2 separate regions of the Homo sapiens genome follow, and region 2 is linked to region 1. Evidence: read pairs that join two places in POLR2A ChIA-PET (ENCODE). Cell type or tissue: OCI-LY7. All regions are shown on one strand. Links, peaks and the distances in the headings refer to the core of each region. The heading gives the core; the rest is flanking DNA. Region 1 has its middle 48 kb from the start of DARS1. Region 2 has its middle 7.4 kb from the start of CXCR4.

Region 1 (2,818 bases), core at 22-2,521:
TGACTATCAAAAATGTTTCCAAACATTGCCAAATGTCCTCCGAAGGGCAAATTGCCCCGTGTTGAGAACGACTGTTCTAGTAGAATCACTTACCACGTTAATAAATCAAGCAGTATCCAAAGTATTTACGGTAGCGATGGGAGGGCAGGATGTTCCAGTGGCTGCATTTTTGTGTTTGGTAACTTTCATGGACAGATCAGGCTTAAGTGGATGTGGAGCATAGTTTCACCCCAAGAATGTGACAGTCACAGCTGCAAGCTGACAGTGGAAAGGAGCAAATCCTTTTGGATAGGATATCCTGTGAGCATAATATGTGACATTCATCGGTTTTCAGAAGTGGCTTTAAAGTTTTTTCTTCTTCTGAAGCTTTGTGTGGTTGCTGTCTTCAAGCATAGAATTTTAATTTTTCACAGTTCATAGGAGATGCAGGAGAAATCTTCCTTTCTCCCTGTATGTAGTCTGTGGTTCTCCTCGACAATATGCTGGTATCCATAAAAAAGAAAAATTCAACTTCTAATTTGTGGTATTTGATTTTACCCAGAGTCAGAGAATGTTCCATAGTCCAAGTCCCATTAATCTTATGGTGAAAATTATGTTATAGTCTGGTACATCCTTCAGTAGGAAATTCCCATGGTTCCAGGCCCCCAGGGCGGGTCCCTGTGCTGATTTTGGAGGAAATCCACACTGCTTTCTCCAAACTGTGTTAAGCCTTTCCTTTGCTCTTATCAGGCTCGCTCTGCCCTTTATACAATAAGGCCCAAACAATGAAAAAGCCATGGTGAGATTTAGATGAAAAAAATCACAAAGGAAGGAAATTTGAATTACTGCTTTCACTCAAGCTCTCATTCAACGGGTCCTAGCATTATCAAAAGATCAGGGAATCATGTTATATATATATAATTATCTATAAATATGCTATTATAGGCTTATGTTCTTAAAATATCTCAATCTCTGAACTGCCAAGTAAAAAGTTCCAGAGTACTAGTCAGAATGTCTCGGGGATCTTGGAAATAAATTATGGGTACGCTCATAATTAAACTTAACAGAAGGAAGTTAAGATTGATAGTGACAATATCTTTGTTCTTTGATCAAATTTAATTTTGTCTAGACATTAACACCATGCTTAGATATCCTGACATCTTTCCATTTTTATATTGTCATTATAGTGGGATACGCATGGACATATTGACATTAATATGTAGAGATCAAGTTGCTTTCATCTTTGCAGTACTGTCATTAGTTAAGTTTCCTTTAAAGCAGCAGTTAGTCTGTGTGAATTTTTTCTTTTTTATAAGTCTGTGGTAAGTTGGTGATTGTAGTTTCACTCTATTCTCATGAGTGTAACTTAACACTATTGGGTTTACCCTGGCATGTGAGATAGTCATAATAACATTAACTTCAAAATCTGTAGGATGAAATCTAGGGTTTGAGTTTCCCTAATCCTTTGCAGAGCTGTAACTTAGCTGGAAAATTACATTTCCATTGAACATTCTATAATGCTCAGAGGCACTGCAATCAATGAGCGTGAAAATGCCAAGCACATCCCATCCTGACACTTCTTATTAAGCATAGAACATTCTTGAGTGAAAGTAATATCACAGAGTAATTTGGCTATTAAGGCAATAATAGCATATCTTGTCCTGGTGATAAATTTACCTTTTGTTAACAGTTTTTCTCCCCCATTTTAATAGCTGCATTAAGAACGGTGCATAGGAAGTTTCTTGGAACATACTGCCTGTTCCATATTGGTTTTTTTCTATCTGATTCTAACATTATGTCAAAGGCTGGATGACATAGTTCTATTCTTAGAGCTAGCAAATCCAAAGATTTCAAATCAGTATTAAAAAGAAAAACCTAAAGACTTCTTCAGTAAGACCTATTGATATAGTCCAAGTGTTATTCCATAGGTGGTAGGATTACAGGTGATTTTAAAAACTATTTTTCTTTGTACTTATCTGTTTTCAAATTTTTCTGTAATTGATATATATTGTTGTGTATTTCAAAAGCTTTATTGTAAGAGGGTTTGTGGATTCAGCTTCACAGCTATTTCAAACTACTCAATTACAGAAATATAGTATACTTTTTTATCCCTTTTTTTCAAAATATATTTTATTTTAGTTCCTTGTTTAAAACTGCAAAAGGCAATATTTTTACTCCTAAAGCTTATGTAGCAAAGAAAGGAGCAAGTCGTTCTTAGCTTTTGGTTTAGGATATTCCTAGGGAGATGTGAGTGTATTATGTATTCATTTAAGCATCCCAAGTTGATCAAATTGAAACAAATGAAAAAGTATATTATGCATTCAGCGGACTTGCTTTTTTAGGATAGATATGCTTGGAATATATTCAGATACATTCCTGATAAGTGTTTTTAGTTTGATTAAATATGATCACATCTACACAAAAGCAGCCCTATATTGTACAGCTATGAGAAAATCAGCACAACTACCTGCCACTCAATTGGCTCTGAACTTTGATGTTCTTTCACTGCATCTATTATTACCCAGTTTAAAAACTAAGAAAAGGACAGGAGAGAAAAAACGAAAAAAACATAGGTAGGAAGCAAAAATGCATATTAATAGTCAATTAGTTAACAATTTCTGTTTGACTTATTTATAGTCAAACAATGTACGTCATTTGCCTGAGTGATGAATTTCCTACCAACACAGTATCTGACATACAGCAGGTACTTAATAAATATTTGTTTTGAATGAATGCATACATTCATAGAAGTAAAATCATCATAATGAATTAAAAAATGTAGAACTTCAGAGAAGGGAACTTTGACTGTGGCTTGGAAAATTTTTACCAAGGAGATAGA
Region 2 (2,818 bases), core at 231-2,730, 93 kb after region 1:
ACTTGAGGTTGGGAGGCAGAGGCTGCAGTGAGTCGAGATCGCATCTCTGCACTGCAGCCTGCATGCCAGAGTGTCACTCTGTTTCAACAAAGAAAAAAAGAAAAAAAAGAAAGGATAGGGTTAGGCAGTCAGGAGACTTGGGAGGATGGAACAGACACACATGGACAAAAACTGGCTGCAGAATCCTTTTGGGGTGGTCTCTATGTCATAATTTGTCTCTCTGAGACTGAAATTAGTTACTTGGGATTTCCAGGTCAGTCCTCCCTTGCGGCACCTAACCGCACTCAGGTTAATGTCAGGGACCCTGAAGAGAATTGACAAGCTTTGTGTGATCCTTACATTCCTCAACCCTTTTCCCATCCCCAGGCCCTATGCCTTCTTCACTGTCTTGATGCATGAGCACTGGGCCTGTCTTTTCTTTCAGTTATTATAGGACAACGTCCTTCAGGGAGAAGAACATTCTTCCTTCTGCTCTTTAAACAGTGGGAACAACAGCAGAAAGGAGGATTGCAAGCCAGACAGAGTAGCTTTGTGGTTCAGAGCACAGCACTGGAGTCTGCTCACACAGTGGCCTTTGTTGTAATATCATTTGTTTTAATATCCGGCTAACAATAACATTCTACTTTTTGGATTATTGGGAAGATTAATATGATATCTATGTAAAGACTTTAGTACAGTGTGGGGCACTTAGTAAGTGCTTAATAAACATAACCTATTACTAATATAGGTTCCTATCTCTGCTGCTGAAATGTCTTTCTTGTTGGTCAAGGGCTTTGCTTAACCAGACAAATGGCTTTCTCCACCATTACCCACTGAAATGAGGTAAAGGGAAGTGGAGTCTTAAATAAAGTGTGAAGTGTTCTTACTTTTAATTGTGGTCAGAAGAGAGATCTATGCAATGAGGGAAGGAAAGAGAAGACATAAAGAATTTCTCATACGTGCCTTGAAAGCCCTTCCTGTCTTTGCAGTCTCAGATTCGGGGTTGAAAGGGGTCCTTAATGCCATTTGGTCTCATTATGTTCCATGCATTGGAAGGAGCTCCTTTTCAGCAGGTGGTCCTGTCTCTGGACACTCCTGGGATGGGCAGCCCACCCTTTGGAAAGGAGCAGATCCCACTGCCGGGCAAACCTGATCACTAGACGGTCCTTTTTTTTTCTTCCTTTTTTTTTTTTTTGGCTAGGCACCTGTCTCTCCTGTTTTCTAGCCTCTAAGTGTAACTTAGCTAGAGCTTGACTGGAGGAGACGCCATGAGAGGAAGCCAAGGACCGCGGCAGCCAAAACCATCCTGAGGCTAAAGCAAAAGCTGTGCTTTCCGAGACACTTATTTCTGCAGCCACAGGGATGAGTCTAATGAGAGGCTTCTTTGTTCCATTAGCAAGTCTGAGAAGGGTATCTGGCCAGGTTAGAGTTTCTTTTCATAAAGGAAATTATCTCCAAACATAGAAGAGCTGGGGATTAAGTGACTCAGAAGATTTAGTGCTGGACTTTTTTAAGGCCTCCTGAGACTTCCAGATATACTTGCCTTGGTGAGAAAATGTGGGGTAACAGCAGCTCTGGAAGCAGGTTAATAAAGAAGGCAATTAACCACATCTTTGCTTGGTTTTATGTTAGGCAAAAGCAGGTTAAAATGAATACTTGGAAATGTGTCTGAAGATGTGTGTCTGAATGGGCTTCTTTTTAACAGGTGCCAGTGGCTGCCTGGAGAAAGCATTTCCATGTAGTCTGTTCACCCCCGTAACCCCCTCCAATCACAAGCTCAGGCTGTTTCCTGGAATCTTTGTAAATTGGGGATGTTCTGTGTCTCAGCAGCTTCTTTTTAAATGGAAGCCATGAAATTGCTTTCAGTGTCATTTAAAAATACTGAAGTGGAGTGCTTTGGGTTTCTCCCTACTTTGTCCGCTTGTTTATCCTTGTGGTTAACCAGCTGCAGCATAATCTCCTGGCTGTGTTTACTCCTGTCCTATGTGCCCAGGGCTGCCCTCCGTGACCTGCTTGCTATTTTGAGCCCAGGTGGGGCAGCCCCTTGCGGGGAGTGGGCATCAAAAGTCCGCTTCTGCCCACATTGTCTCTTTTTGGTTGGGAAATTGGCTCACGTGTGGATAATTTATTGCTTGTTTGGGGCAGACGAGACAGAACGAACTCCACAGAGACACTTTGAACAACGCGGAACAATTTGGATTAATCCTTTCCGCAAACAGGGTTCCATTTGCATGAGGGGATTGCTGAGAGTTTTATCTTGGGTGATAAATGGCAGGCATTCTAGCTCCACTGGCGAGCATCGCCCCCATGCAGGTTTAGATTAGGCTTCTCCAGACTGAAGAGGATTTTTGTTCTTGGCCAGGTAGATTTTCACTTCAGGGTTAGGGTTCAGGCAGCTGGTTACCTTTCTGAGGGGGCTTTTTTTTTCCTATTGCCTTTCGCCCATCTGGGCTGTGCTAAGGTTTTTGTCCCAGTGTGGCAATTTTCCAGGCTAAAAAAAGAACCACCCTCCCTCCTTCAACCAAAGCCTCCTCTGCCAACTTTTCTCACACACGTGTGCACACAAGAGCACGCACACATGAGATCACAACCAACCACCCTAGAAAGCCCAGTTCTCTTGCGCTGCTGAATTTTTTGTTTTGCCTTCTCTCTCCTCTGTCATTTGCCTGCTGCTGTTCTGCACCCTCAATTCTAGAAAGAGGAAATTCTACTCAGGCACTGCCATGGATTTCTCTTTAGGTTTCTACCTAGGAGTTCAGGTGCTGCGGGTCACCCAACTGGCCCCGAAAGTGAGAGGGGCTCCCTGGTCCCAGAAGACAAAGACCTCCTGTGCCTGTTT

The links. ChIA-PET counts read pairs that join two places held together with the same protein. Peaks named below come from ENCODE experiments on the same cell type or tissue, not always from the same donor. Only the 100,000 strongest peaks of a DNase experiment are listed, where the experiment ranks them.
Region 2: POLR2A ChIA-PET joins it to region 1 with 5 read pairs; 7 of 35 experiments call an interaction of 5 or more read pairs at or near these places.

Annotation. Positions count from the first base shown.
Region 1 is chr2:136,031,717-136,034,534 of GRCh38, forward strand. No RefSeq gene overlaps it. Among named protein-coding and RNA genes, the nearest start is that of DARS1, 48 kb to the left of the region's middle. In OCI-LY7, for the core only: no CTCF peak of the experiment used is centred there; no DNase peak of the experiment used is centred there.
Region 2 is chr2:136,124,128-136,126,945 of GRCh38, forward strand. No RefSeq gene overlaps it. Among named protein-coding and RNA genes, the nearest start is that of CXCR4, 7.4 kb to the left of the region's middle. In OCI-LY7, for the core only: no CTCF peak of the experiment used is centred there; a DNase peak (open chromatin) is centred at 1,262; H3K4me3 peaks cover 922 bases; H3K27ac peaks cover 294 bases.